Regions from separate parts of the Homo sapiens genome. Here region 2 is linked to region 1. A link is a loop called in an ENCODE intact Hi-C map of the cell type or tissue named here. Cell type or tissue: heart right ventricle. All regions are shown on one strand. Links, peaks and the distances in the headings refer to the core of each region. The heading gives the core; the rest is flanking DNA.

What was found. A loop is a pair of places that touch in the nucleus more often than their neighbours do. Peaks named below come from ENCODE experiments on the same cell type or tissue, not always from the same donor. Only the 100,000 strongest peaks of a DNase experiment are listed, where the experiment ranks them.
Region 2: it touches region 1 in a loop (2.3-fold over the local background); 7 of 110 quality-filtered maps call a loop at or near these places.

What each region holds. Positions count from the first base shown.
Region 1 is chr22:32,978,026-32,994,278 of GRCh38, forward strand. It overlaps SYN3 (synapsin III), which reads right to left. Exons shown (of 14, transcript NM_003490.4): 3 at 2,620-2,677. Among named protein-coding and RNA genes, the nearest start is that of SYN3, 72 kb to the right of the region's middle. RefSeq lists a silencer at 8,059-8,353 and an enhancer at 8,929-9,830. In heart right ventricle, for the core only: a CTCF peak has its summit at 8,193 (motif pointing left); a DNase peak (open chromatin) is centred at 8,196.
Region 2 is chr22:32,839,369-32,855,621 of GRCh38, forward strand. All of the region lies in intron 6 of SYN3 (synapsin III), which reads right to left. TIMP3 (TIMP metallopeptidase inhibitor 3) reads left to right here. Exons shown (of 5, transcript NM_000362.5): 2 at 10,084-10,166. Among named protein-coding and RNA genes, the nearest start is that of TIMP3, 46 kb to the left of the region's middle. In heart right ventricle, for the core only: no CTCF peak of the experiment used is centred there; DNase peaks (open chromatin) are centred at 11,683, 13,203, 13,593, 15,373 and 1 weaker place; H3K4me3 peaks cover 184 bases; H3K27ac peaks cover 8,000 bases.

The DNA of each region.
Region 1 (16,253 bases), core at 5,136-13,135:
AGACTCAGAGAAGGAGTCTTTGAGGAAAGGATTGTAAAGCTAACACTTCAAAGAACCTAATTTGCTTTTTGAGGAAGATCACTCTAGCGTTGGGATGAAGAATACATTGGAGATGGGTGGAAAACATGAAGTTGTGAGGCTGTTGATGAGGAAGACTGGACGAGAGTTGAGGGTGGTCCAGCCAAGGATCTAGGTGATGGGGATGAAGGGAGAAGTGGAGGGACCAGGAAATATCAGATGCGGAGTCAGCAGGGTCCAGTCATTGAATGGGTGCAGTGGTACAGGGAGAGGGGCACATCCGGGAGCCAGAGCAGGTTTCTGGCTAAGGTGGAAGGTAGATGGCCACACTCTTCATTGAGAGAGAGAATTAGGGAGGAGTAGGGTGGGCGCAGGGGAAGATGATGTGTCCTATTTTGGAGAACCACACCGCATTCCCTGTCACTCCATACCCTGTACTTCTGGTCTCCTTATCTTTGCTCACACTGCCTCCTCCATTCACACGCTCTTCACGCCACCATCTCCACTTGTTGACATCCTATCCATTCTTTGATCTATTTCAAACACCACTCCCTCCTCGAGGCCACACCTGAGTCTTTCAGTTGACTGTGACCTCTGCTGCCAGGAGTGCTAAGTTTGGACCTCTCATCCCTGGCTTCTACCTGTAAGTTCAAATCCCAGCTTCACTGCATTCTTACTAGCTGTGTGACCTGCCTGGGCAATTTATTAAGCTCTCTGAGCCCAAGTTTCCTCAGCAACAGGCATACTGTGTGGATTGAATGAGTGACTGCATGGAAAACACTTAATATGGCATCTAGCAAATAGTAAATGTTCAATAAAAGTGTGCTACCATCATCAATGTTATTGTTCTGTAGGCCAGGTGTGGTGGCTCACGCCTGTAATCCCAGAACTTTAGGAGACCAAGGCAGGTAGATCATTTGAGGTCAAGAGTTTGAGACTAGCCTGACCAACATGGTGAAATTCCATCTGTACTAAAAATAGAAAAAAAATAAAAAATAAAAAAATTAGCCGGGCATGGTGGCACATGCCTGTAGTCCCAGCTACTCAGGAGGCTGAGGCAGAAGAATCACTTGAACTCGGGAGACAGAGGTTGCAGTTCACTCCATTGCACTCCAGCCTGGGCAAGAGAGTGAGACTCCATCTCAAAAAAAAAAAAAAAAGAAAGAAAGAAAAAGAAAAGAAAAGACTTAGCTCACCTCTCCTCCTAGACCACAGGCATTTGGAGACTGGGCCTCTTCTTCTATATACTCGTTCTCCACATATTAGCTAGCTAGCATAGTAGACTCTTGACAAATATTTGCAAAATGAACAAAAATAACCTGTTCTCTGCCATGGAAGGAAAACCAGTAGACATTGGGTTGACTTGAAAGCCACAGAATCAAATTGAAATTCAAAGTGTAGGTGTTTTAATATTAAGCCAACTTAGTTTGCTTAGAAGACCTTTCTGTTTCTCTGACACGGTAAGCTCAAAAAGTGCAGGGAGAAGAACAGTCATGCCCCCCATTTTAAAAATTGTATTTTGAAATCATTTTTACAGCAAGGACCTTGTCTATGTTATTTACTGTTTGCCTTTGATGATGAGGAGGAGGAGGAGTAGGAAGAGGATAAAGAATAATGATGCTGATGATAAATGGGTAACATTTACTAAGTGCCCAGTATGTGCCAGGTACTGTTCAAGCACTTTTCATGGACTAACTCGTTTGATCCTCACAGCACCCTATGAACACAGGCTGATGCTATTATTGCCCCAGTTGGACAGATGAAGAAATTGAACTGGAGGGAGTGTAAGTATTGCTCAACCAAGGTCACAAGGTTAGTAAGGGGCGGTGTTAGGATTCAAACCTGGAGTATGGCTCCAGAACCTATGCTCAAATGTGCTCTCCTAAGGCTGAGCACAGTGTTTGGCAGAGAGGAGGTCCTCGCGGAACGAACAGGAGAAAGCTTTGATCTGGAGCCAGGAGACCACACCTTCCACTCCTGATTCTGCCACTGCCTCCCTACACAGCCCTAAAAAAATCTGTGTTTCTTTCCACATAAAATGAGGGACCTGGATATTGATATTAATAGCAATAGCAAGAGATAGTATTTGCAATTCTGGTCCCTTCTGAGGTTTTAAATAATTTAATCCCCACAATGATATAAGGAAATCAAGGCAGAGAGAGATTAAGTCACCTACCCAAAACCTAGAAAATGAGAGAGGCAGGATTCAAGGCCCTTCATTATGTTCCTAAACTATGCTCTCTAGCCCAGGTGGCTGCAAGGAGATGCCCCAGGGGCCAAAAGGAACGGTATAGAACAGACAGAAGTTGGGCTCCACCTGCCCATTTCCATCAGAGCAGCTCTACGTGTCTCTCTTTTGTAGAATGAGTTCCTATTTGACATTTCCCTTGAAGAAAGGGTCTCTGCTAAAACATAAAAGGTTGGAAACCACTGGCCCAAACAATTCTGAAATTTAATGAGACTCCCAAGTATAAGCTTGGACTTTTCTGGTAATCTTGGCTCATTATGACCACATAAGATGGGGACCAAGATTGCATGTAAGAACAGCCCCAGCGGCAGAAAAGGTCAGTTGACAGTGCTAAAGACACAGCTCCCACCTACCTGCTCCACTCGGATCTCAATCTCTCCATTCACCTTCTTCCCATGGAAATACTTCGACCTGTAAAGGGGAAGAAATCAGCTGAGTAAGGATGCAGGCTGTTTTACTCTTTTCTCCCTTCTCCCAAAGGCCTTACCCCAGAGGTGCATATTGAGACACATCCTCAGCCATCCTACTGTCTCCTCCCACCTTCACTACTGATTTTCTCAGTCTTTTTTTTTTTTCTTTTGAGACGGAGTTTCACTCTTGTTGCCTAGGCTAGAGTGCAATGGCCTAGTCTCGGCTCACTACAACCTCTGCCTCCCAGGTTCAAGCGATTCTCCTGCCTCAGCCTCCCGAGTAGCTGGGATTACAGGTGCCTGCCATCACATCCGGCTATTTTTTTTATTTTTAGTAGAGATGAGGTTTCACCATGTCGGTCAGGCTGGTATCAAACTCCTGACCTCAGGCAATCCACCCACCTCGCCCTCCCAAAGTGCTGGGATTACAGGCGTGAGCCACCGCGCCTGGCCGATTTTCTCATTCTTTATAGGTGGTGTGTGGTAGAGGGGAGATGGTGGATAAGATTGGAGGCTCAAGTTCTAGTTCTGTCACGTCACTTGACCTCTCTGCATCTCAGTTTTAGCATCTGTAAAATAATGATATTAATAATTTTGCTACAGGCCGGGCGCTGTGGCTCACGCCTGTAATCCCAGCACTTTGGGAGGCCGAGGCAGGTGGATTGCCTGAGGTGAGGAGTTCGAGACCAGTCTGACCAACATGGAGAAACCCCATCTCTACTAAAAATACAAAATTAGCCAGGCATGGTGGCACATGCATGTAATCACAGCTACCCGGGAGGCTGAGGCAGGAGAATTGCTTGAACCCGGAAGGCAGAAGTTGCGGTGAGCCAAGATCACGCCACTGCACTCCAGCTGAGCAACAAGAGCGAAACTCAGTCTCAAACAATAATAATAATAATAATAATAATAATTGTGCTACATATTTCTAAGGGTTACTTTGAGGATTAAATAAGAAAAAGGATCCCACATAAAAAGGTCTGAAATGATGGCTATGCTGACTATCCTAATCTAATCATTATACGTTACATGTATCACAACACCAATACGTACCCCATAAATATGTAAATTATTATGTATCAATTTTAAAAGAATTAAAGGATGTTTATAGTGTTTTATCCATATTTTTCTTAAATTCATGATTTTCATCATGTTATCTTCACATATATGTTAATCCTGTCTCCCCTACCCTTTGAAGGCAAAACCACACATGGTTTATCTTGGTATCCTCCAACCCTCCAATTTAGTCTTCAGAAATATGTTGAATGTATAAAAGAATGATGATTGCTAGAAAGTGTGTAATTTAAAGACTTTAGAAAATACAGTTTTGTTTGATCCAGTTTCATTCTCAAGTATATATGTTTGTGTTCTTTTAACATTAAAAATGTTATGGCATTTTAACTCTCAACAAAAATCAATGTTTTAGTGACGCCCATTATCCAAATCTTCTAACTATTCAAAAAAGGGAATCCTACAAAAATAAATAATGCAGTATTGTTTTATTGAGTTATACCTATATGCCCCACATACTCCACCAAAGATTTATTATTGATCTATCCAGTCTCACCCATTTCTCTATTTTTCTATTTGTCTAATAAAGCAGTCCTCATTTGTTCCTTTGTCTATCTGCCATCCGTCCGTCCTTCCTTCCTTCTTTCCACAGACTTCCTTCTACATCCCTGCCTCTGTCTTCCCCATCATCAGTACATGACATCCCTATCTACCCATTGTTTAGACATCATCCCTACACTCACTGATTCTACATTTTAATTATTTCTCAAATTCATTTACCTGGTGATTTTTCTCCATAAGCACCCTAATCCTGACCTATGATTCATCTCTATACTGAGAGTCTCTTCATATTGTTTTCATACTATTTATTACAACAATAATTATAATTAGTAACTGTGTTTAATGTCTGTGTACCACTAAACTATACCACAGCTCCTTGAGGTCAGAAATAACCTATTGTATTCATCACTTTCTTCCTAACACCTACCAGAGTGCTTAACACATAGTAGGAAATTGATTAATATTTGTTGAATGAATACATGAGTGAATGGACTGATGAAAAAACACTTGTTGAGTATCAACTCTTGTGCTAGAAACTCTGCTATAGAGTTTAACCTACAGCCTTTCTCATTAACACTCACAACCACCACCACGAAGTAGATATCATTATTTCCAACTTACAGATGAAGAAACTGAAACCCAGAGAGACTAAATATTTTGCCTAAGGGATTTGAACCCAGGACTTCTAATTCCATATCTGTGCTTTTGCTCAACTCTGAAAAATAGCAGTGAAAATTGGGGTCTTTATAGGTTTGGATATCGTCTCACAAAAAGTAACAAAGTTTCCATTTTCTCTTTTTGATTATTGGTATGATGACACTAATAGTTCTTGGTGACTTGCTGTGAACTGAGCATTGTGTTAAGCATTTCCATAAACCTTCTCTGGGACGGAGACAGCTCTTTGCTTCCTAATACTCATTCTCCCCTTTTCCCACAGTAAGAGAGTTGACAGATTGGTACATAAAAATGTGTACCCCAAGTCTCCCATCAGCTGGATGCAGCCACATGATTTATTTCTAATGGATAATTTTTTAAGCATTAAACAACCTTCTTAGTCTCCTACTCTTTTCCTTGGAAGATGGATGTCATCACCCATTATTTTTCAGCCTTCCATTTGTGAAAGAATCCTTTCTACAAATTCACTAACTGCTTCAGCCTGTCTGCTTCCAAAGTCTCTCTACCTACTCTTAGCTGATGCTGGTGGAGTTAATCTCTTCCCAAAACTGACTGACAGCTCTGATATTAGCACCACTTTTTCTTACGTCCTGATGGGCTTAGATGTCAACTAGGCGGTAGTTTAGTAGGAAAGGAACTATTAGTATGACTCGAAAGCAAGATTTTGATTTTTTTTTTCTTTCAGCAATGGTCTTCAAATAAATACCCATGTGGACAGCCTCATGCAAAGAGAATCTTTTCATACAGTTTGTGAATTTTATCGTAATCCTTAAAGGTAGTATCAGCAAATTCCAGACACCAGGACAAGCCCATGTCTAGTATTTGAAGTGCCTGGGGCAAAGCGACAAATGGAAACCTATGGGTCATATGTCTAATATTTAAAATTGACAAAATCAAGCCAGCAAACATTTAAATAAAAGACATCTGTCCACTGGGCATGGTGGCTCATGCCTGTAATCCCAGCACTTTGGGAGGCTGAGGCAGGCGGATCACGAGGTCAGGAGTTGGAGTCCAGACTGGCCAACATAGTGAAACCCCATCTCTACTAAAAATACAAACAATTAGCCAGGAGTGGTGGTGGGCGCCTGTAATTCCAGCTGAGGCAGGAGAGGCTGAGGCAGGAGAATCGCTTGAACCTGGGAGGCAGAAGTTGCAGTGAGCCAAGATTGCGCCATTGTACTCCAACCTGGGCGACAAGAATGAAACTCCATCCAAAAAAAAAAAAAAAAAAGAAAAAGAAAAAGAAAAGAAAAAAGAAAAAAAGAGTCCCAAAGAGTCTGTCTTCCTTCCTTGGCAGATACAATTTCATAATGACCTTAAAGACTCAGAATGTAAACTTCTCAGAATTCTTTGCACTCTACCCAGCACGTGGCAGCACAAGGATTGCCAGCTCTTGGTTCTCAGACCTCACCCAAGATCTTCCTTAATTCCCCACCCACTCTCCTCTGCACCACTGAGGCTCCTGGTGCGGGTATGTGGATTGCCCAGACCACGTGGCCAAGCTTCATCTACTCCCTTCCCCTCCCCAAATGGTTGTCCTTTGGCCACCCCTTGGAAAATGGACCAAGGAATTGGCCTATATAGGCTCTGAAGTTGGGTTAAGGTCCCTTTGAGGAGGGAATTCTAGAGTTTGGGTACCCAGGGCATGGCCTAAGAGTGCAATTTGTAGGGTCTTGGTGGGAATATCCCCTCACTCCTAACTCCTCTGCCTGTCAAGAGAGGTGTGGCTAATAAGGACCAGAGCAGGATCCAAGGTAGGCATCTTTCGTGGATTTAAAAATCACTTGCTTTTAAATCCAAGCTCCAAATTTAAAAGAAGTACTGGGTGGGCCTGGGACCGGGAATGGTAACCTATCATTACAATCACCAGCATACTGGGAAAAAAAACATGGATTTGCAATCACACAGGCTTGGGCAAAATCTTAGCTCTACTACTCACTGACCATGTGTTCTAAGACAAGACACTTAGCCCTCTGGGTCTCAGTTTCCTCATTTGTCAAGTGGTGACAGTAACTACCAGGGAAGGGTGTGGTGAGAAAGTCACATAATCCTCTATGCAACAAGGCAGTAAAGTGCAATGGCTTCAGGGCATACAGCCTGGATAGGACCCCAACTCCTCCACTCACTTGTGCAAGCTTGGGTAAGCCAACCTCTGAATGCCTTAGTTTCCACACCTAGGAAATGAGGCTCATAGTAGTAGCCACCTCACAGGGTTGTTATGAGGATTAAATGAAACAAGGCATACAAAGCACTGAGAATAGTTCCTGGCACACAGTAAGCTGCAAAGTATGTAGTCCATGGCCTGAAACAGAATCCACAAGAGCAAAGAGCTATCGAGTGCTTACCCTGTGCCTAGTGGGTGCTGTGTGCTGGGGACCCACAAATAAACAAAACAATCTTACCCTCTTGGGGGTTCCAAAGCAGAATTATGACTCACCTTGCTTTGATCTGTCTCACAGGTGCAAGGAGTGATGGCTGGTGATGGGGAAAAGAGGTGGCCTTGGCCTATAAGGACAGCCAGACCCTTCACATCCTTCCTCCTATTTGACCCTCATGCCAACCCTGAGGGGTGGTAGGGCAGGGATTGCTCCCAACGTGTTCCAGATGGAGAAGTCTCTGCTCAAAGTCACACGAGTGATCTGGGTACCCAAACTCTAGAGGGAAGAATTTGGGTACCTTTCCTGGAGACCCTAAGTGGTCTTTCAGACTTTTTGGATCCAGTCCAGAGCCCTGGCGTCCTTCATGATCTGGACCCTGCTGACTGGGGGTCTGCTTCCCCTCCAGTTTGCTGTCTATTTCATGGTTGCATCCAAATTCCTGTGCTTCTCTAAATACTCCTGTGCTGTCCTGCCTCTGAACCTCTGCACAGGCCTTCACCTCTGCTTGGCACTTCCTTGATTGTCTCTTTCTCATGTTTCAAGATCCTATGAGTGATATCTACTCTGCTGAGTTTTCCTTGACAGCACCCCCTTCCCTAGCTGGGCTGAGCGTCCTCCCTTGGTTCCTACAGCACGCTGCACTTACAACCATTCCAGCCCTTACCACTTCACGTTGTCATTACACATCACTTAGCTGCCCTCTGCCCCCAAACATATAGTCTGTGAGCTCCTGGAAACCAGAAACTGAGTCTCCATGCTCACTGTGTCTCCAGTATCCAGCACAATGAGCTAGGGCACAGGACAACAGGCTTAACAAATGTTCGCTGACCGGGTAAGGAAATACTGTCTGTAGGCCGGCCTTTCCTGGAGACACTTGACTGCCATCTACTGGCACACCATTGTAATACAGTCACAGGTCTACAGCCACTGCGATGTGGGGGTGTGTACGAGGCCAACCTTCGCAACTGGCATTCCTCGACTTGATTCTAACCTGGAACCTGAAGCACTTTGCACTACACCAATACCACCCAAGCAGCTGTGGTCTTGATGAGACCTCACCTTCCCAGGAGAAACATTTGTTTTGCCCATCTCTGGAATGTTTACTGCAGGGCCTGGCAGACGGACTGGGGCTGAAGCTGAGGGTCAGGGAGTCCATCCCCCCGCCTGGCTGCAAGTCAGAAGTCTGTCTCCTGATGGGCCACACAGACTGCTGCCTCCTTGCCGGGGGCTCATTCAGGCTTCAGCCGCCTCTGAACGGTTCTGTCTGGCAGAGGGAAGGGTAGGGATGGTCTGGAATTCTAGATGCCTTTGGGGGCTGGGGTTGCTGCCTCTGTAATTGACTGGCTGTTTGACCTCAGGCAAAATGGATGGACCCGCTGTGCCTAAGGGCTCTGTCTCTCATGGCTGCCTCCTCTTCCCACCCTAATATGTTCAATCTCATAATAAGCTCCCTGAATACCTCAGCCAATCAATCAAGTCCTTGGCCTGGGGGAGCTCTGGATTCCACGAAGATTCTCTCTCCGTGGGTGGTCTCATATTTTACTGCCACATCTGAGGCCCCAGGAAGAAGAATATTATAAAACTGGTGCTGCCTGGGGTGGGAAATCCCTAGTTGAGGGAGGTGGGAAGTGTGTATGAGAGAGACTGATGAGGAATGGGTATGGGGCTCTTTTGTGGCTGCAGCAGGGGCAGAAGAAGGGGAATTCATACAAACAGGATCTGTGTTCAAACAGGACTGTTTTCCAATAAATCGATCCTGTATGTAGAGTTAACGCAGCCAGGGCTTGGTGATGTCCTTCCAAGGAAGGAGAGGTCAGGAATGTCCTGTCCCAGGGACAGCTGTCTCTCCGCAGGCCACCCCCACTGGGGGTGGAGTGGAAATAGAGAAAGAGATTTTCATGTTTCTGATGCAACATGTCAGTTGCTGATTTGTGGCCCAGGCAGAAGCAGGGAAGACAACCAATGGGCTGTGCAGAAAATGAAGGCAAAACACTCAGAGACTTTGCCAGTTAGCAAGAGAGTCACGTGGCAGGCTGGATGGGCAGAGATGTGGCAGAAGAAAGACCTTGGAACGCAAAGGGACCCAAGATCTGATTCTAGCTCCATTGTTTTCTCCTGAGAACAGCTCACCCTCCTGGCACCTTCCCATTGCCAGAGGGAGGAACCGCCCCCTCAACCGCAAACAATGGTGCAGCCTCTCAGTCCTCCATGCAATTAGCAAGGTCCAATGAACTAGGAAGGGAAGGAATGCACTAAGAGTGATGAGACTCCCTATGCCTGTATGGGGATCTGCGGAGGCAAAAAACTGAGACATAACAGGGCCCCGAGCCACAGGATGTGACAAATGATCCCCACCTTTTGCCTCTGAGAACAATAGAGAAGGAGATTTTTGTGGGCAGGATCTGATCACAATTCACATCACTTATTCACTCCCTCATTCAATCACTATTTATTGAGCCTTATGTGGACTAGGCACCACACCAGGCATAGGAGTAGATACAGCAGATACAGTGGCAGATGTAGTCCTTGTTCTTGGAGAGCTTACATGCTTATTGAAAAGACAAAAAATAAATAAATAAACAGATAAAAAGAATGAGTACTACGAATAAAATGCACGACCAATGGAATTGAGGATAAGATGTGGGGTGCAGGGGAGATTGGACTTCAGTTGGTAGAAAAGGCTTCTTTGAAAGACACTGAGGCCGGGAACAGTGGCTCATGCCTGTAATCCCAACACTTTGGGAGGCCGAGGTGGGCGGTTCACGAGGTCAAGAGATCAAGACCATCCTGGCCAACATGGTGAAACGCCATCTCTACTAAAAATACAAAAATTAGCCAGGCATGGTGGTGCATGCCTGTAATCCCAGCTACTTGGGAGGCTGAGGCAGGAGAATTGCTTGAAACCGGGTGGTGGAGGTTGCAGTGAGCCAAGATCTCGCCACTGCACTCCAGTCTGGCAACAGAGCAAGACTCTGTCTCAAAATAATAATAATAATAATAATAATAATAATAATAATAATAAAATAAATAGATAAAAAGAAAAGTACTATGAATAAAATGCACAACCAATGTGATTGAGGATAAGATGTGGGGTGCAGGGGAAATTGGACTTCAGTTGGTAGAAAAGGCTTCTTTCAAAGACGCTGAACATACACAGATAGACCACCTACTATGTGCCAGAGTCTGCAGGCTTTAAGGAAACAAGCGCAAAGACAACATAGCTAGCTCTTGGTCTCAGGGGGCTTACTACCTAATGGGAGGGACAGACACAAAAATAGAAAATGACCACACAGAGCATTCACACAAATATCCCCCTCAGCCCACAGAAAAAGCAGCCAACTCAGTCTGAAGGTCAGGGGTCACCTTCCTGAGGTCACCGTCCACCCATCCATCCAATGTTTGGTACCTAGTCTTTGCCAGGGCTGCAAAGATGAGTGCAGCAGGATCTGGATGTGTGTGTCTGCCAAAAGGACACGGGCAAGGGCAAAGGAAGTAGGTACGTCCTGGGGGCACCCAGGAGAGAAATGAATGTTCCTGGGTGTGTCCTTTAATGTACAACAGGCACAGAGCAGAAGACCTGGGTTTGAGTTGGCAGCTCTGGCACCTGCTGCCTGATTTTGGACCAGCCTCTGCTTCCTCTTCCGTAGATGGGGATAAGAAGATCTACTCACATGTTGTCAACAGGATTATATGAAGACACAGATTTAAGGGCCTCTGTAACCTGCCAAGAATGTGCTAGCAAATGAGCTGCTCCCCGATGGGCTGCAAGGGTAGAATTTGATCTCCCCAGGTAAGGAAGTGCGTGAGCACCACTAGCCTTGGAGACAAGCCCAGGTCCCTTTCAGCTATTTATTTCCAGTGCTGCCTCAGGCCAGTGTCAACCTTCCTGAACCTTGGTTTCCTTAACTGTAAAAATAAGGACATTACTATATCTGCTGTAAGGACCCCATGAATGATACCCCTGACACATGGCAGGTGTTTAACTAATGTTCATCTCTTTCCCTCCTGTGCATCAGCATGATGGGTGGAGGGTCGAGGTCAGCTGGGTATGTCCCTAAGAACATGACAGGTCATTTTCTCTCTCCAAGAGGAGGTAGATGGCAGCATCTGCCTTGCTCTAAATGAAACCTTGCTTGGTGTCGAGCATGATGGAGACCTTCCCTGTCTAATCCCTGGGAACTCCCTTCCTCTCCAGCATAGGCCTTTAGGGTAAATAAAGTCATCAGGGCCGGGCACGGTGGCTTATGCCTGTAATCCCAGCACTTTGGGAGGCCGAGGCGGGTGGATCACCTGAGGTCAGGAGTTCAAGACCAGCCTGGCCAACATGGTGAAACCCCGTGTCTACCAAAAATACAAAAATTAGCCGGGCATGGTGGCATGCGCCTGTAATCCCAGCTACTCGGGAGGCTGAGGCAGGAAAAATGCATGAACCCAGGAGGCGGAGGTTGCAGTGAGCCAAGATCAAGCCACTGCACTCCAGCCTGGGTGACAGAGTGAGACTCCATCTTCAAAAAAAAAAAAAAAAAAAGGCATCAAACACCCACTCCCTCTACCCCTCTCCTCTCTAAAGACACAGCACTATGTCACCCTCATTCCTACAGATGTCTGCAAGTTCACACTCTTCATACCACAGAAAGGGTTAACGTTTGGAAGGCTACATCATGCCTTCAGCAAACACTTATTGAGCATCTACTAAGGGCCCAACTGGGGAAATCCCCACAGGAAAGGTAATATACTAAAAAGTAATTCATGCCAAGGTGCAAGTGACTAACATCTGATCATCCCAGAAAAGGGTTTTTGATGGCATAAGGAGGATAAGGGGATCACGGGGATATTGTGTGTCTTGTTTGGCAAGGGAAAGTGGAGCCTGTCAAGGTGAAAAGTGCAGAGCACCAAAAGAGAGGCTAAGACCATTTATTATCCATTCATCCACCCAACTACCCATCCATGAATCCATCCATGAATCCATCCATGAATCCATCCATCCATCCATCCATCCATCCATCCATCCATCCATCCACCCATCCATCCACATATTCATCCATCCATGCATCCATCCACCCATCCATCCATCCATCCAGCCATCCATCCATCCATCCATCCATCCATCCATCCATCCATCCATCCATCCGCCCACCTACCCACCCATCTACCCATCCATCCACACATTCGCCCATCCATCCACATATCCATCCATCTAGGACATACTATATTCTCAGCACTGTGCTACATAGGCCCTTGAAATTGCACTGAACAAAACAGCCCCCTTGCCATCCTGGTTTTTACTGTCTAGCCAGGAGATAGTCCCAGAAGAGGAACTAGACCAAATAGTTACTCTGACTCCTGTCTTCTTTATCAGAAGCTGCCAACTAGTAGACCTCATAGAATCCACAGTCTTGTTTTGTTGCACTTAAATTGTATACTTTTAAAATAGAATATTCGCTGGCAAGGTGACTCACGCCTGTAATCCCAGTACTTTGGGAGGCTGAGGTGGGCGGATCACTGGAGGTGGGGAGTTCGAAACCAACCTGGCCAACATAGCGAAAACCCATCTCTACTAAAAATGCAAAAAAAATTGGCTGGGCGCAGTGGCTCACGCCTGTAATCCCAGCACTTTGGGAGACCAAGGTGGGCAGATCACAAGGTCAAGAGATCAAGTCCATCCTGGCCAACATAGTGAAACTTTGTCTCTCCTAAAAAAAACACAAAAAATATTATCTGGACGTGGTGCCTGTAGTCCCAGCTACTCAGGAGGCTGAGGCAGGAGAATTGCTTGAACCCAGGAGGCAGAGGTTGCAGTGAGCCGAGATAGTGCCACTGCACTCCAGCCTGGGCAACAGAGTGAGACTCCGTCTCAAAAAAAGAAAAAAAAAAATTAGCCGGGCATGGTGGTGCATACTACCGGGGAAGCTGAGGCAGGAGAATAGCTTGAACTCGGGAGGCGGAGGTTGCAGTGAGCCAAGCTTGCACCACTGCACTCCAGCCTGGGTAACAGAGTGAGACTCCATCTCAAATAATAATAATAATAATAATAATAATAATAATAGTAATAATAGAACATTCATATAAAAATTCAGATTTCTGACTTTTCTTGAAAATCAATAACTCGACAACACCAGGCCCTTATTCCCACATGGTAAAAACTGGCTGCGGGGCCTGCAGCTGCTGCCTCAGAGGAGGCATCGGTTCTCACGCCCAACACAGTTCCCAGTGCTCCCTGTCATCTCTCTGCAGCCGAAGCCAAGTGGCAGATATCATCTGTCATAGAGCCTATGCTGCTGTTTTTCTTATAGCAGGGAAATATTTCTCTATGCCTGTGCTTTTTCCTACCACCTGCCCCTTCACTCACGGACTGATTTGTCCCCTCTGAGCAGCTGCACAGACAACCCCTAATTTCGCTAAGCCTATTCTGAAGATGGCAATTAGCTTAGTGCAAATCTTCAGGAAACCCACACTCCTGTCCCTTCTGCAAACCCAGGGCAGAAAGTCAGGAAAATGGAAATGAAGCACCATCCCTTCTCCTGCCACCACAGATGGCCTCTCTCCTGTCGAAGATGCACGTCCCAGGCAGGCCTCCACAGGCCCCAAGGGCTTCCTAGACGTTCTGTAATGAGGCTGGCATCTGCCCAGAGCCCTGCCTCCCCCAGGGCAAGGCTGTAACTCAGGCAGAAATCTACTCCACCCCAGGAGTAGCTATTGCTCAAGAAGACCCGTGCATCCGAGGGACTCTTTGGAAAAAAGGTCACTTGGAGGGCCTGGGCCAGAAAACCAGGTTGTGGAGGAGAAAACACGACTCACAAGTGAAACGCTGAAACTCCTCAGACTTTGCCCAAGGCAAGGGCATGAGAAGTGATAGAGAAGACATCAGAGAGAAAACAAAAGACTTCAGGGCCGAGCCTCCCTTTTAAAGGCTTGCAGCCTGACCCTTTCATGGTCTAAGCCCCATTATTTTTCCCAAATGGGTAGCCCAGCTGTGTCTGAACACCTGCACCTGAGGGGAGCTCATTCCCTCACCAGGAAGCCCACTCAGTCTCTGGATGACTTTGCCAATTAGATGAATTTTCTGTATACTGAGCTTAAATATGTCTCCCTCTTTGTTCTCCCCCACTGGTTCCAGTTCTACCAGGTGGGAGCGTCATGAAACAAGTCCTCTAGCTTGGGGGGTTTCTAAACTTGGCCTTACACCACTTAAAAAATTCATCTCTGCCAGGCGTGGTGGCTCACGCCTGTAATCCCAGCACTTTGGGAGGCCAAGGCAGTTGGATCACCTGAGGTCAGGAGTTCAAGACCAGCCTGACCAATATAGTGGAACCCCGTCCCTACTAAAAATACAAAACTTAGCTGTGCGTGGTGGTATGTGCCTGTAGTCCCAGCTACTGGGGAGGCTGAGACAGGAGAATTGTTCAAACCTGGGAGGCGGACGTTGCAGTGAGGCAACATCACTCTGCTGCACTCCAGCCTGGGTGACATAGCGAGACTCCATCTCAAAATAAAAATAAAAATAAAAATAAATTCATCTCCTGAGCTCCAGTCTAGATATTCTGATTCCATCATTGCAGGGGAACATCTCCGTGTGGCCTGTCCTGTATCCATTCTGCCTTCTTCTGGTAACAGCAGTTCTATTTGCATTTGCATTGATGGAAGCAAGCCTTCTTTTTGTGCAGTCCTGGTGGGACTGTCCCAAAGTGCCCGCAGAGCAAGGAGTAGAACAAGCCGGGCTTGTTCTTCCCCAGGAATTTGATTTTTGAACAGAGAGAAACAAGGATGAAAGCAAGCAGGAGCTGATTTATCCCGAGACTGTTCCTGCCACCTAGATCTGTAGAGGGGCCCAGGGATCCAGGGACCCAATGGCCCCATCTTTCTGACACTCAAGCTGATGTATCCTGAGACTGTTCCTGCCACCTAGATCTGTGGAGGGGCCCGGGGATCCAGGGACCCAACAGCCCCATCTTTCTGACACTCAGGTCTCCCTATTTTCCTTTGCTTCTGCAAGCTTCCCCATACATTTTCAATAAATCTCTTTTGTTTGTTTGTTTTGTTTTGTTTTGAGATGGAGTCTTGCTCTGTCGCCCAGGCTGGATTGCAGTGGCGCGATCTCGGCTCACTGCAAACTCCACCTCCTGGGTTCAAGTGATTCTCCTCCCGAGTAGCTGGGACTACAGCATGCCGCCACCACGCCCTGCTAATTTTTGTATTTTTAGTAGAGATGGGGTTTCACCATATTGGCCAGGCTGGTCTCGAACTCCTAACTTTGTGATTCACCCGCCTTGGCCTCCCAAAGTGTTGGGATTACAGGCGTGAGCCACCATGCCCGGCCCAAAGTCTATTTCTTTTTCATGCAAAGAACTGTATCCAACACAGAGGGTGTAGATGGTGCCTGGGAATCTGAATGTCATTGTGATAGAAAGTCTTTTGGGGGCCATGCTCCTAGGCCAACCTCACTGTTTCACATAGGAGAAACAGAGGCCAGAGAAGGTGATCCCTCAGCACCAGCCTCAAGACCCCACAGCATCTGCAGAGTTCTTTAGAAAGGCAGCCAAGAAGAGAGAAATTTAGGAAGAAACAGCACCCATCAGATTTCTCCCCACACTCTCTTCTGCTCAAAGCCATTTCCCCCAGATTTTCTAGCTCCTGTTTCCGAGGGTGAAGCTCTCCCCTAAGACTCCACTAGGGCGGGGGTAACAACTCTTCACTGTTCCCCCCTCCTCCCCGAAAGAGCTGGGTAGGAAGCAGCAGGGGCACCGGGCCGCTGGATTGGACAGCGTGTAGACCTCACGGAGAGGGGTCAGCACTTGAAAAATTCCTCAAGTCAAAGGGCTCGGGGCTTGGGTGCCGCACAAGGCCCTCACTGTGTGCACATTGTCTCCCTGATAAAAGGGGCCGGGCCTGGGAAAACGGAGCTGTCTCCAGGCGACGGGGTAGGCTGCTGAGGAATGCCCAGGACCCCTCCCT
Region 2 (16,253 bases), core at 7,950-15,949, 140 kb before region 1:
CATTTCCCACCTGACAGCCATTTGCAGAGTAAAAGCCTCAGGGATTCTAATCATGCTTGGTGAACACTTTGAGGTAGTCGCCTCATTGGACCCTTAGAAACCCAGGTCACAGAAACACCATCACCCTTCTGAGATTCACAGTCCTCCCTCCCCAGGTAAGTCGGCCCTGAATCCAGGAATCAGCCAGCCCTAGGACTTTTGCCCTGTCCCAGGCCAAGGTATCTGTACCTTTCTTCCAAATTGCTGGTGGCCCCAGGAAGAAATCAAGAGTGGCTGACTTTAAGCAGTTAGATTAAACATCAAATGCATTCATCCCAAGTCCAGGCATATACCTAGAAGGAGCGACTCTTAAATTTTGTCATTTCATTGTGTAAAACTGAGGTTGCCCCTTAACACATGAAGGCCAGCATGGGATGCTAATTTTGTGTTGTGTTCTTTTGGGTAATCTCAAAGTTCCAGGAAGCCTGACCTTCCTAAGCCTGTGTTTCCTTGCCTCCCCTTCCCGGCCCCTTCATTTCATCTACAACAGACGTCAGCAGGGGCCCTGAGTTTTTCCCAGACCGCTCAAGCAGAAACCCATCCTGCTCACAAGGTGAGGAGAGCCAGGAGCTCACAAAGGCCCCTCCTCCCCTTCCCCGGGAGGTCCAGGACAGGGCATCCCCAGGACAGACCTGCCCTGGGGACCCCGGAACACAAGGCAGGTACTGAGAAACAGGAATCTCTGGGCAGGGAGGTTTTCATATCCTCCAGGTTTAATAGCTTTCCCTGAGATGGAAACTTGGGTTGAAATGATTTGCAGCTTTCCAGATTTTCTGAGTGTGTGTCTTTGGGTTTATTTTTAGCCACAGGCATTCATTTCTTGCCAAAAAAACCTGCTTAAATAAAACCAAGATTAATATTTTTACTTAACGGAAAGAGTTAGTCAGGACAGGCTTTGAACTGGGACTCCTTATCTTGATGGGGAGTGCATGTTAACGGTCTGGCCTTGGCGTTGACATCAACGAAAAGGGCCTTTGAAACGGACAAGAGAGAAGGGCCCTGGGGGACCAGGGTAGGATGCAGGAAAAGCCTATTTGTGGGACTTCTCTGAAGAGAGAGAGTTCCTCTTCACTCAGGCTGCTCGCCGCTCCCCACCCCCAGCCCCCAGCCCCCATGCTCTTGCAGTGGGAGGGGGGTCATCATCTTCCTGGAAAGGCGGGAGATCGGCTCTGGCTTTGCTCAGAGCCCGGCTGTGATTCTGCCTCACTTCCAGCTGCTCTCCTTACCGCCGCCCCCTCCGCCCCCCACCCAGATCAGATCCAGACTTCTTCCTCCTCTGGATTCAGACGCAGCAAACTGAGTCTCTTCTGCAGGATGGGCTGAGGCTCAGATCTGATGCCATCTCCAGGGCGATTCCCTGACACCCCTCCCCTGAGATGGACTTCATCTCTTCTTGGCTCTGTCCTGGCTTTCCGTCCTTGCTTATATTGCTGAGCCTGCCTTACTTGAGTGTCATTGCTGGTCTCTCTCACCTCTGGCCCTTGAGTTCCTAGGAGCCTTATGTATCTCTCTATCCCTGTATACGTCTTCACAATACTGAAACACCTTCCTGGTTGCTGAAGAGTTGTGTATCTGACCCTGTGAACCGAGAATTGCTGTTACCCCCTTTTGATTGAATAAGACTTAGAAAGACTGGTCATTTGACAGAGCTTGCACAGGAATTATTTATCTGTTTTTAAATCACTCTGTGTGTGGCACTTTATACAAGAAATCACACGTAGCTTCCCATATTCAGCAAATACATATGAGGTGCCTGTTATGTGCCAGGCACTCTTCGGGCAGCTTTGGCTACAGCAATAGGTAAAGCAAAGAACCTGCTGCCCGGGGAGGCTTACATTTTAATGGGGAGAGATGATCAGTAAAGAAGCAAGTTAATGTATAATGTCAGATGGTGGCCAGTGTCTGATAGAGCACAGTGTCAGGGGCCAAGGGATTGCGAGGAGGGGGAGGAATGTGCATGGATCAGGATCAGGGAAGGTCCCCCGCCCAAGTGAAGAAAGAGTGTTCCAGCAGAGGGAACTGCAAGGTCAGAGACCCTGAGAGCATGCTTGGGTGCTAGGGTGTGCAGTAGAGTGAGCTACAATTTCCTGAGATTAAGAAGGCCATGAGAGCCCCGGGTGCAGGGAAGGCCTGTTATCTGGAGCTCAGTGTTGGATGGGTCGAATTTGAGATGTTTTATTAGGCTTGCAGGTATAAATGTAGACTAAATGTAGACTCTGGGATATATAAGTAAAAAGATCATCAGGGAGGGGAACAACATACACTGGGGCCTGTTGGTGGGTGGGGTAGGGGAGGGAGAGCATTAGGAAAAATAGCTAATGCACACTCGGCTTAATACCTCAGTGATGGGTTGATAGGTGCAGCAAATCACTATGGTACATGTTTACCTTTGTAACAAGCCTGCACATCCTGCACATGTACCCCAGAACTTAAAATAAAAATACAATTTGTTTAAAAAAAAAGTTCATGAGAGTTCTAGGTTGGCGGTGGCAAAAGCGTGGGAGCTGTCAGTTGTGCAGATGGTGCTGAGACCCACAAGCTGGAAGAACATAGCAGGACCACGAGCCTGCACCTCGATGACCGGACTGAGCACCAAGAAGGTCATGGGTGACTTCGACAAGCACTGCTTTGGAGAGGTTAGGGGGGAGGCTGCCTAGGTTATTGCAGGCACCTTTGGAGGCTGGTAATTATCACCCACAATTTATCTGCTGGGATGGGAAGTGACTTGCCCAAGGTCACAGAGAAACAGGGCAGCGACTTCACCCAGACCCCACGTGCTCCATGCCTGTTTTTCATTCCAGTACGCCGTGATCACTTCTCCAGTTTTCTTGATCTGTCCTTTCAGCTTCTGAGTCTTTCAGGAGGGTTTTTTTGGGAGTTGGGATTGTGGTGATCAATAGGCTGGGAATCAGAGGGACCCAGTCCAGGCAGGCCCCTCAGGCCTCTGCTTTTCACCCTTAGTTCCGAAGGCCCTTTCCTCTCACCTAGACATCATCAAAGCATCCCCAGAGAGGCAGCAGATATCTGAGAAGGACCTTGGGAAGGGTCACTGAGGAAGGTTCTCAAGATCCTGGGGGGATGAGGAAATGCTGAATCACAAGAATCTTTCGGGTTCCTCTTGCTGTTTTCCTCTGATTAGTAAATTTAAGAATCTACAAGTCATCACCATCAGCAATATAACAGTGTATCATTTGTCTAGCTTCAGGGTTACAAAGTACCTTTGTACATATACATTGTCTCATTTAATTAATCAATCTAATTAACTTCAAACTTCCTGTGTTGGGAGAACCCTTAGGGAGCCTGTGGTTTTGTGGTTTCTAAGTTATTTGTTTTTATTCCATGAAAGCCTTGCCGGGGAGCACAAAGGTCTAAACAGATGATACGATATACTGTTATACTGCTGATGGCGATGACTTCTAGATTTTTATTACTAATCAGAGGACATGTGTTTGTGTGTCTGTGTAAGTGATTGGGAAGGGTGGTGGGTGGGTGATCAAAGGGATGTGGGGCTCACTGGGAGCTTATCAAGGGTCCTTCCTTTTAGGTATCAATCTTCTTCTCTGATCCTCTGCAGTGAAAGTGGGGAATGCAGTAAAATTATGAACTATTTTGCAACCAGTGTGAAATCCCATGTAAAGGTTTTTAGGTGGTCTGCTGTCCTGGGGGACCTCCCATTTTTTTTTTTCCCCCACTAGGATGCAAAACTGCTTACAGGCTACCTGATCCTCATTGTCCACAGTTGGAAAGTAGGGACATTAACAGCCACAACAGTAGCCACCTTACCAGCTTGCCATGAGGACAGAGTTAAAGAACATGCACACGTTGCTTGGCACCTAAGAGGCATTCGATAAATGGTAGTGGTTGTTATCAGTATGTTCTAGTTCCCTTCCTTCTCCTCTAGATTCACTAATGTGATGCTAAGAAAAGCAAGCAGTTTGTAATTCTTGAATGGGTGAGCAGCTGGAAGAGTGAGAGAGCCTGGCTCTGCCCTCCTTGGGCAGGCTACATTGTAGAGTGTCCAAGGTGGGCAGGAAAAAGGCTTGCTTGGCGGGCTCCAGGCCGACCTCCCTGTGGGTCCCTGACCTATTGCCTTTGCCATGAGCACTCCGGCCTCAGCAAGGCCGCTCCCTTTGTCATCCTGTGGGAGATGATAAAATACACACGAAGGGGCCGTGAGACAAGCTGGGTGACAGGGATCCCTCTTTCCTCCTTTTTGGTGTGTTTTCATGGGTAGGGCATCATTCCAACACTTCCAGATCCCTCTTTTCCTCCAAGTCTAGGCCGAAGATGCGAGCCCATGGTCCAGGCTTTTCTTCCTACCTAGAGCCTGCCTGCTGGGGTCCCATCAGAAGAGCAGCCCCTTCCCTGGGACTGACACTAACAGTGACTTCTGCATTTGAAGAAATGCAGTCTACCCACTAACCAGACGTCCCTTACTTATCCTTGCTGTCCTTTTAAAAACCATGCCTTAAAGCAGCAAAATCATTCTATGGGGTCTTTGGAGAGACAGGAATGGGGGTGTTGTGTGTGTGTGTGGGGTGGCGGTGGTATCTCACCTGCTAGATAGCATGAATCAACTCCTAAGTCATGGAGAGGATTTGTACTGCTCTTCCGTTGATGCTACCATGGGTGGAACCTGGACTCCTAAGTTAGTATACATTAATTAGTTAAGGAGTCCTTGATCCCCAGACCAGCCAAATGGGTAGCATTGTTGCTCGGCCTTCTAGTCTGCCAGTAGGAAAGTCCAACCATTAGGTCGGGGAAGAAGGGTCTGGATTTGGTTGACAATGGTTGGATGGGGGATAGAAGCAGAGAGAGAGAGGGAGGGCAGCTCAAGGGTATCTTGCCCCACTCTGTTTATGCTGATGAACAGCACATGTGCAATTTCTGGAGACACACCAGTAAGCTTTTCTGGAAACTCAATCCCAATTGCCATTGGAAAATTGTTCTTTGTTCAAAACTTGTGCCACTGTGGTCCATACTGCTAGAGCTGGAGGTGGGGAGAGGCAGCATGAAGGTATATTTATGGAAGAGGTGTGCCTTGTTTGCCTTGCTTTTGTAAGCTCTTACTAGCACTCTTGCCCAAACAAATATTCAAAGGAAGCAAAGACAGTTCAATAGAGATATATGCCTCTATGCCTGGCTTCTCAGGCGCATGATATATTCAAGAGGGCCCCATATATATTTATAGATCAATGTGCCCATTATATAAGTTCACACATCCTAGTTAGTTTCTTCTTAGATACTTTTACATTGAAATACTGCTTATTCCTTAATCAATCTCTTCCTTGTTTCTTCTTCTTCCTTTTTTTTTTTTGCTGAGACAGAGTCTTGCTCTGTCACCCAGGCTGGAGTGTAATGGCATGAGATATAGCTCACTGTAGCCTCGAACTCCTGGGCTCAAGCAATCCTCCCACCTCAGCCTCCTGAGTAGCTGAGACTACAGATACACGGCACCATGCCTGGCTAATTGTTTTAAATTTTTATAATTTTTTATTTTTTATAGAGACAAGGTCTCACTGTGTTGCCCAGGCTGGTCTGGAACTCCTGAGCTCAAGTGATCCTCCTGCCTTGGCCTCCCAAAGTGATGAGATTATAGGCATGTGCCACCACACCCAGCCTCTTCCTTGCTTCTTTTGACCACCAGATCCCTAGAAGCCCAGATTCTCTTCCTAAGAGCAAAAGAAATTCTAGAGAGACAAGAGAGGCTCAGAGGCTGAGATTCACACTGAGCCTCACCTCTCCCTTCTCTGATTGGTGCTTCTGTACCTTGGAGACTAGTCCTCTAGCCATAAACTTTTTTTTTTTGAGATGGAATCTCGCTCTGTTTCCAGGCTGGAGTACGGTGATGCAATCTCGGCTCACTGCAACCTCCACCTCCTGGGTTCAAGTGATTCTCCTGCCTCAGCCTCCCAAGTAGCTGGGACTACAGGCGGCCCCATGCCCAGCTAATTTTTGTATTTTAGTAGAGATGGGGTTTCACCATGCTGGCCAGGATGGTCTCAATCTCTTGACCTCGTGATCTGCCCACCTCAGCCTCCCAAAGTGCTGGGATTACAGTGGTGAGCCTCCACACCCGGCCAGCCATAAACTTTTAAACCTTATCTCCCCACTAGACTAGCCATCAGTGGAAGCGGGAAATAGGACTTCTATTTCTTGTTGTCACCCTCACCAGCACCCAACCCAATGTTCCAGACACCAACCTAGTTCATGCCTATGTTGGTTTGATTGTTGGGGGCACTGGGTAGACAGTGTAGGGGCCATACTCCAGCATGAATGGGAATAAAGACAACCTGTGTCCAGCCTGGCCCATCTGTAAAGCTGGCTTCTAGCCACCACAACAAGGTGGAAGGAATGGCTAGACATGCTGCCAGTTACCAGTTTGAAAAGTGTCTTCTGTTGTTGGAAAAGCACAACCTCCTCCCACCCCACTTCCCTTGTTCCCTGTGGCCCCTGGGCCAGCGAATGCCTCGGGAGAACCCTGATTGCCAAACAGGAGAGTACAAAATAGCACACATTTGAATTACAGAGGAGAAACTGGAGCAAATACGGACAGATTAATGCACAAACCAAATAGGTGGATCTGGGGTTGGCCAGCAATTCTACTTTGGAAGGACTTTGAGAATCTATTTGGAGGGCAGAATGTAACTTAATTTTAGTTCAGTTTAGTGAAGTTTTGTTTTTGTAAGGAAAACACTGATGTGGCCTCTTCACTGGGCCATCTCTGCCTCAGACTTTTGGAACCATGACTGTGATCTTGTTTGGCTGGTCTTAGTAGGCAATTCTTGGGTTACACATGGGTGATAAGGTGGGATGGGTACATGTGATAGAGTAGGCACTCCTGATCCCAAAATACCTCCTATACTTGTTCTGACTACTTCATCTGTGCTTCTCCACCTCTCCCTGAAGTTCTGTAAGGCTAGAATATTTTTATGAGGTTGCCTTTCTTCTCATCCTAGGGAGAACTCCCAGGCCTTAGCTTACAGTGCATGTTAGAAGTCTGAAGATGGTATGCCCTAAGATGGAATAAAAATAGACATCACCATAGTGGTGATAATGCTAATAACAGTGGTAGCAAACACATGAGGTTTGGGATGGACTACATACTGTTCTCAGCGCTTATATTAATACGACCCTCACAGCAACTTTATGAGGCATTGTTTCATCATTCCCATCTTACAGATTGGGAAACCAAGGCATAGAGAGGTTTAGCAACTTCCTGAAGGTCACCCAGCACCAGGGCTGGGATTTGAACCCTGGCTCTCAGGCTCCAGAGACCAGGCTCTTTAATGCAATGCTATGTTGCTGCTCCAATAGTAATAAGCAAATCACTTGTTAGCCACATGAGAGGCACTGGGCTAAGAAAGCCAGAGAGATTCAGGAGGAAAGAGCCCCAGAGAGATCATACAGTAATGGTGGAACCCAAACTTCAATGCAGCTTCCTGACTACAAAAACGTATTCTTTTCACTGAACTATCCTCAGATGAAAAGGTTCCAAGCTCAGGCTATTTGGGGTAAGGAAGGAGTTGGCTGGTTGTATGTGCAGAAGCTTCCAGCAGTACTCAGCTTTATGGGGCAGGTCTGCTTGTGACATCTTCTGTCTAAATCAAGTCAAGCCATTTTTGAACCAGGATGTTGCTATTTAAAGGAATCCCTTTTGCCTTGCCCCTCCCACACCCCCCGGCCAAGACTCGCTCCCTTGTTTACCTTCTGTGTTAATGAGGCAGAGAAGATGGGTCCAAATCATTTCAGGAAGAATCAGTGGTAAAGGCTGGCAGACATGCCTCTGCACGGAGGTGAAGCTGTTATAACCTGCCTGTGAGAGTTAATATGGAGGAAACAGTCCCCGGGGCCTCCGGGAGGCTGGCTTGTCGCCGAGAATACTACCGCAATGTTAGAAACAGAGGTGGATGCAGGATCTTGACAGACATTGGCCTGGGATCTTGCCAACCTCTCGTTTTTACAGCAGACTTGGAAACAACCACTCGCCTCCTCCTAATTTGAGCTGCCTCCGCTAAATTGCTCACTTTGCCAATGACTGTGTGTTTTGCCATCGCCGGCAGGGAAGGTCTGAAGGGGCCATTGATTCATCTGAACCCTGACTTCATGTCTGACTGCAAGGGTAGGATCCAAGCTCATTTGGAAAGAAACAAGACAGAATCCAGTATGGATGAGGAATCAGTTCTTAGTAAAGATTTTTTAAAAACAGAGATTAGAGTCAAATAACTGGGATACATAGTGGAGCATCCACAATGAGGAAGGATAATGGAGCTACCAAAATGTGTGTGTGTGTGTTTGTGTTTGTGTGTGTGAAGGGTATTTTACTTAACAAGCATTTATTGAGTATCTACTCCTTTTTGGGCTAAGTGCAACTTGAGATAAGAAAGATTGATAGGATCTCAGGGCTGAAGGAGTTCAATTTGTAATTCAAAGTATGACTGCATAAGCAAGCCCCATTCCAATTCCTGTTGAGGTCTTAGCATGGAAGTATCCAGCACCCTCATCACACCCCCTGATAGAGGCACTCTCTGCCCTAATGGCAGCCCCCCTGCCTTTTGTTGCTGGTTCTTATTATTAGACGATTTTTTTCTTTGGTTGAGCCAATGAATGTTACTCTCTGCAATTTCCAGTTTTGGTATTCAAGACCTGTCCATTTGCTCCTCCATGTGCCAATTTTACAAATACCTGAAGACAGCTCTTGGGTGCTTCTTTTTCACACAACGTAGAAAGAGAAGCACAACCTTGTAGAATCTAAAAGTCAAGTCCTCTCCTCTTTCTGTTCCCAGTGCATGTGGTAAATGCCTCTCTTTCAGCCCTCAACCCACTGGGTGTAATTACTTTTGTATTCATAGTTAACTAGTATCTACTGGGTAAATCCTTTCTGCCAGACATTGTAGTGGGAAATTTCATAAGATCTTTCGTTCAATCCTGATTCCAATTCCCTGATGTAAAGAGAGTTATACCCTCTTTATAGATGAGAAAATTGAGGCTCAGAAAGAGGAAGTGGTTTCACTTCTTGGTCTGTTACCTTATCTAGATCATGTGGATGCTAATACTGCCCTTGTAAGACAGTTAAGAGCAGTAAATAAGTGAAATGTACATGGCACATAGTAGGTGTGCAATAAATGGGAGCTGTTTTCATTGGAACAGCCCTTCCATGGTTAGCCCATTTCATTTTTGGTGATGATAATGATGATGATATTAATAATATTTGTCTAGTGCAAACTATGTCCAAGACAGTATCAAGAGTTTCACATTTGTCATCTTGACTAATCCCTTCAGTTCAAGAGATTAGTATCATTATGATTCCTGTTTTATAGAAGAGGAGGCCAGAAACAAAGTTACTTACTTGCATACAGTCGCAATAGCCATAAACAGCAGAGCTGAGATTGGAACAGTTCTGTCTGGCTCCTGAGCCCCGACTCCCAATTGCTCCTTCTTCTAACCACATCCCCATAGAGCTCAGACTCTATTGCATCCCTTGCTATCTAAGCACTGGATACCAAGGGCTCAATCAGAATGCTAACTGGGGGCACTGTGGGAAGCTAGGGTGCACCACAACCCTGTAGACATGTCAAGATGTGGTGAATTAATGCATGCAAAGGAAGAGCCCCAAATGAGGTGGTTAGAAAGGGGTCCTAGTGGAAAGAGAACAGATCTGGGAGACCATGGCATTGTCAGATGGACAAGGGAGGGGGGACAATGGCTCTAACAGGAGAAGTAGGTTTTGGATTATGGTAAAGTCACAAAGTCAAGAAAATCCTCAGGGTCGGCGGGGGTTGACTATAGCCTTGGAAGTTCTGGAGCTGGCAATTGTGAATATTTGGGGTAATTAACTTGAATGGTGGCTGTTTCTTTTTCCTCCAACCTCCCTCTCACCCCAGGGAATTCCCACTCTTGTAAACACAATCATCTATTCCAGTTGGCTCCAAGGTAAGAGTGCAATTCCAGGCTCCACAGAGGCTAGCGTGCCCGCCCTGAGATGCTGTTCCTGATGTGGTTCAGGCCTTCCTAACCTCTTATTGTCTCCTTCTGTCTCTGCAGTGATCCGGGCCAAGGTGGTGGGGAAGAAGCTGGTAAAGGAGGGGCCCTTCGGCACGCTGGTCTACACCATCAAGCAGATGAAGGTAGGTAATGTCATCACCCTGGCTCCGGGAAGGTTTTTGGGTTTTTGCCAGAAGAGTCCTGGCTAAGGGAGGCAAAGTGGGTTGGAACTGGGGTGTGTGTCTAAGCACCAGCCAGACCCAGCCCTTCTGCCTGCTGGAGAGGGAGCTGCTAAGGCTGCATAAAGGGATGGGTAGGGAGGGGGCATGGGGCTGCCTTGTCCAAGAGCCCATGCAGGTGGAGTCACTCCAAGGCACTTGTTAGGAAGCTGAGCTCTGGAGCCAGATGGCAGATAGCCTTGTTAGCTCGTAACCATGAGACCTTGGTCAAGTCACTGCCCCTCTCTGGGCTTTAATCTTCCCAATTGTGAAATGAGGGGGTTGGACTAGATCATCTCTATGAACTCTTCTGAGCTCTGACTATCTGGGACTCAACAGTGCTTACAGGTTTCATGCAGCCACTGAGGTTACAGCTTAGGTTTACAGCCCTCAAATCTTTACATGGAAACTGTGCTGATCACAGGAACCTCATCCCAAGGCAGGAACTTCACCTTCTTTCCCTATTTTCCCAGCTGATTGTCTTCTTGCATCCTAGATAGTTAGCAATGTTTGCTAAGCATATTCTTATCATTAAACATATTACTGAGGATATGAACATCATGAAGTACAGGAAGGAGGTATGCCCTTAAGAAAAAGAACACCAGATTTGAAATCTAGAGAACCTGCCTCCTAGTCTCACCTCTACTCCTAAATAGCCTGCTTACCTTGGGCTTGTCCCTTTTCCTGGGCCGCAGTTTTGCCACCTGTTAACAGTGTGGGGTTGGGCTTGGTGCTCCTAACATCCTCTCTAGCTCAGGCATTCTAAGCACCCTGGGATGCGGGCCATGTTACTTGTAAGGAGGAGCGGGTGGTATACAATGGAAGGGTGTACTGGTGATTGCCTTAGCACAGAAGACTGGGGCTTCACCTTGAATAACTCAGCAACTGGTTCATCACCCCATCTTTGTAAGCACCTCTCTACATGCAGAGCTCCCAGCTAGGAGCCAGGGAGGCCGTGAGGGAGATACAGTTTCCATCTTTAGGAACTAGAGTCAGGTTGGGAGAGAAGAGGCAGGTATGTGTGTGACTCATCAGAAGTTCAATGTGGGGTGTGCTGAGGTCCACAGGAACTGTCCAGCCCTTTAACTTATTGCTCATATTTGCATCCCTAGCAATTAGGGTAGGACCTGGCATGCAAAAGTGACTTGGTGAATGCTTATCTGTCTAATACGGGCATGAGGGTGAGACCCCACAGGCCTGGAAACTCCCCAGAGGAGACAAGCCGCAATGTCCAGGTAGAAGGGAGTGGAGGAGTGACGCAGCCCACGGTGGTACCCAACCATCCCCAAGGCCAACCTCCAGGCTTTCTTATTCCTGTGTCCTGAGGCTGGATGTACTAATTTTGTGGAACCTGTTGCTTTGGATTCAATTTTGCAAACATCCACAGCCTTCTGGTTATGTAATGTCCAGAGTCAGCCCTGGCCAGTTGCCCTTGGCTGCCTAAGCTTGGTCATGAGACCAGCTTATGTCTTCAGACAGCCCTGGGGAGAGAAAAATGGGCAGGGGTGGGGAACCAGCAAGAGCAACAACAACGCAAAAAGCCCACTTTGCAACCTCTGGCAGACAGCGCGGGAATGCCAAAGCATATTAGACCAAAGCAGAGGTTCAGAAAACACACGAACCTGCCTGGTCTGGAACAATCCTCATTACGAGACACTCGGTGGTCAGCAGAGAGCTGAGAGGGAAATAGCTGGGAGGCAGCAGTTCCTAAGCCTGCCTGGTTTCCTTCCTACCATCAGGGCCTGGAGACCAGGGTGACCAGAGGCCCTTCCTGTGGACATAATGTCCCATTCCCCCTTGCTGGTGTCAGACCAGCCACGGGTGGTTGTTTAGAGACCAAACAACACTTGCTAGCCTATCAGCATCAGACACTCCCACTCCCAGGCTGGTGGGCTTAGAAGACACACTCCCACTCCCAGACTGGTGGGCTTAGGCTTTCGGTTCACCATCCTTCGCCTGAGCTCATGAATCATGGTGCTGGGAATTAGATGTAGGATCCCTCGTCTTACTTCTGACAGAGGCGCAAAGGGGAAATGACTTACTCAGAGTCAAGCATTTAACTAAGGGCAGATCTGATCCCCAAGCTGAGGCATCGGAATTTCTTCCCAATCCTGTGTTCTTTATATGACTCCCAAATCTCCCTGCCATCTTAATCATCAGTCACCATCTCATGCCTTTCATTCACTCTGACCCTCCATAGAGGGTATCATGATCCATAGAACTGGTCAGTGCCCTTCTATCCAGAGACACCACTGGAATCTGCTTGTCTCTAGGTACCAGCCTGCAAGTCAGACAAGATACAGGCTAGAAGTAATAGTCCGTCCATCCATCCTCTCGTGCTTCCTTCCCACCCTCTCTCTGTGCTTAGTACTGTACTATGAACTGGGGATACAAAGATAACACTGCTTATAATTATGATAAGACTTGGCATCAGTTAACATTTACTGAGCAATTGCTTAGTGCCAGGCATTCTGCTAGGTCTTTGCATAGATCAGTACTTATACTAACACTGTAAAATAGATAACACCTTGTCCTCTGTTTGACAGGTGAGGCAACTGAGACCTGGGAGGTCATATAACTGTTAAGATTATATGGCCACAAAGTGGCAAACCTGAGCAAAACTACAGGGTCTTTGCCTATAAGGAGATAATACAGTATGGAGCAGCAGGCTGATTCATCATTCCTACCCACTTTGGGGTATATAAATGCCCACTCCATATGTTTTTAGTTCCCAGGGAACAAAAAGAGGTCAGTTTGGGTTTGTTGGTTTATCATCCAGCAGTGTAGGGCTGGACTTGTAATATCCTGCAAAGGGTGTATCAGAAAAATCTTTGTAGGAGGGAAGAGAGAGAGGCCAGAGAGGCAAGCCTGCATGAGTTTTGGCACTGGTCCCTGGGAGACTTTGTTCTAGCAGATTAGACAGTCTACCCTAGAGAGTCAGAAGGGGTGAGCAAGGGCTTCCTTAGAGCAGGACTAAAGGAACTTGGAGAACCTGAGACTCCGAGCCGCCCTGTCTGACCTCTCTCTTCTCTCACTGATGGAAGGCAGGCAGACCTTCTCCCGTCTGCTAACTCTGGAGCCTCTGACCCATCTCTCAGGAACACTTCAGTACACAGAGACCTGCGATATGTGTGTGTGTGTGAGGGAGCAGGGTGTTAGAATGTTGAGAGAGCTTATTGCAATCCCAAACTTGGAAATTAGCTGGGCTGTGGGGTGAAGGTGAAAGTTTCCAGAACTGGCTGCTCTAAGCTGTGGGGACCTTATCTCCCATCAGGACCATGAGAAACCGATCCACTGTGCCAGGAGTTATTGTTTATGTAGCGGAGACATGCTCTCCAGCTGGCTGCAGGGGACAGAACGTGGGGGACATTATGTCCCAGCTGGTCCTGGGAGGGTCCCATGGGGAGACCCGCTGGTCATGTGCTTTGCATGTCCTGACTGTAGGCAGAGCAGACCTCCAGGGACTTCCTTCCTTTAGTGGTTTGTCTAACCAAATGAGCAATAGCAGGGTCTCGCCTTTGAAGCTCTAGCTGGAAGCATCTTTGACCCCCAGCCCACAGGGAACCATTCTTCTTGCAATGCCCGTGGTTCTTCCTGCCTTAGGACTCTCATCCAGCCCTCTGCAGAGACTGGCTCCATTTCTACATTCTCTGCCTGTCCTGCTAGACAAATTGCTGTATAGAGAAAGATCATGGCCGTGATAGCTCGGTCGGTCTGTAAATAAGAATTTGTGGGTTTAAATGAGTCCGTGATGTACACCAGCATCCAGAACAGTGTTGATCTTTGGTAGGCATGCAAGACATAGTTGGAATCATTGAGGCAACTCATGCTGTCAATGTAGAGTGAAGGCCAGACATTTCATAAGAAATATGCAAATGTCCCCAGACTCAGAAACTTCTTTTTTACTTTATTTGTCCCTTCACTCCAAGGGAAGCTAACATCTTGGAACTTTGTGTAGATGCTACCAAGAAGAAGAAGAGGGGCCCAGAGGCATGCAGAACCCAGCTGAAAAAGAACAACCCACTTATGTCTGAAGTTCTAAACCAGCTTTAACTACTCTTGTTAAGAGCTGAGGAAGGGACTTAGGAGAAAGGGGACCAAACTCATTCCTCCTCTCCTTACGAATTTCAGTATAACTTGTTCTAAGCTAACTTTTATTGAATGTTGTGGGCTGACTGCTATTCTAAGTCATTTGCTTCTCTCAAACACCCTAAGAAGTGCTTTGACCCATTTTACAGATGAAGAAACTGAGACCCAAAGAGGTTAAGTAACTTTCCAAGTGGCGAACACAGGTGGCAGAGAAGATTGAAGATTCAAACTCTGGCTGTCAGCCTCCAAAACCTGAATTTACCACTGATCTCCATGGCATTGGTTTGGATTAGATTACCTTTAACATCTTTTCCAACTCTGAGATTCTAGGATTCTCTGATGTCAGGACATTATAAACCTATTATAACTCTCCTAAATTTGTCAAACCAATTCTAGATCTCTATGATTACAGACATGATACTTTTAGAATCAATATTTAAATCAAGGTAGGATTATTACACAGAAAACACAACTGAGTAGAATCTACCTTTGCCATGTTGTTCTTTTCAGAATTGACCCTAAAACACAGCGCTATGTTTGTCAGAGCCAGTCATTTGTAATGTGTCAGAATTTCGACTCTAGGCAAGTGCTAGGAGCTAAAATGCAGGTTCCTTCAAACTTCCAAGTAGCTGCGGTGCCAAGCTGATTTCGATGAGTTGAGTTCTTACTGAGCAGTTCAAATGACCAGACTGTAACCAGGGGCTTCATTCTCTCACCCACGAAGCACTAGGGCAGTCAAGGGGAAAGACTGACGCAGAAGGAATGAGGTTCCCATGGGCTGGGTCCAAAAGACCTAGAGCGAGTGCTTAGTTGAAACATTTGCCAAAACCTCAAGGAACACCCACACAAAAATAAGAAGTTGCTCGGCACAGAAGTCAGGGTAGGGGATGTTCTTCGAAGGCCACACTCCATGGCAGGCATACAGCAGCACGCTTAAACATGGTTCCTGTTAAGGCTAGAGAGGCACCATTCACATAGAAGAAGTCATCATCGTGACTCTACCCACCCCGCGCCCCCACCGCGTAATTGAATGCTGAGTGTGGACGGCACTTCTTCCAGCACTTGGCTGCGTTACCGTGCTCAGTTGGCAAGCCTTGGGGGAGAAGAGAGGTTCAGAAGGAAGACCATCTGAGTCCATCAGAACAATGTGTGCTTTTAACAAGGCAGGGGCGCCCAAACTCAGTAGGTCCAACAGACCAAGTTATGCTATGAAGGTCTTGTGGACCACCTACCCCCGCCAACCAGTCACCACTTAAAAGATGAGAAAACGCCAGCTCACAGGCCAAATGGGAGGCATTTAGAAGAGACACCAATGAAGAGATGTCTGGCTTTGTATTAATTACTGTAGGTAAATTAATACCAAATGCCAGGAAGTAAAGTAGAGGCATTTTCCTATTATAAACCCTTGGGACAAGCCCAGAGACCACCAGCAGTCCAGGGCTTGTGTACGCTGAGAACTGAGGGGATAACAGAATTGTGCAACACCTTGGTGCCCCACCGCCCCCGTTACCAAATCTCACAGTTCACAGTATCGCCTTGGCACACTGGGCTTGTGTAATACTCATGGACTTGACCTGGAATCACAAAGCGGACTCAGCTTCTGTTACATTCATTCACCCCAGTGACTCTGGGCACACACTGTGCCTCTGAAGGAGGCACAGTGGCCATAAATGGAAATAGCATTTGCCTGCTTCTGGGGACCTTGGTCATAGACTTCTGAGGCTTTCCTGGGAGCCAGTCTAAGATAATGGGTAAGAGTATGGACTCTGAAGGCAGAGTCCTCTGCTTGGAATCCTAGCCCTGCCATTTCCCAACTGTGTGGCCTTAACAAGCTACTTAGCCTGCCTGTGACTCAGGCTCCTCATCTATAAAATGGGCATAATAGTTCCTACCTCATAGGGTTGTCATGGTGATTCGTGGGCT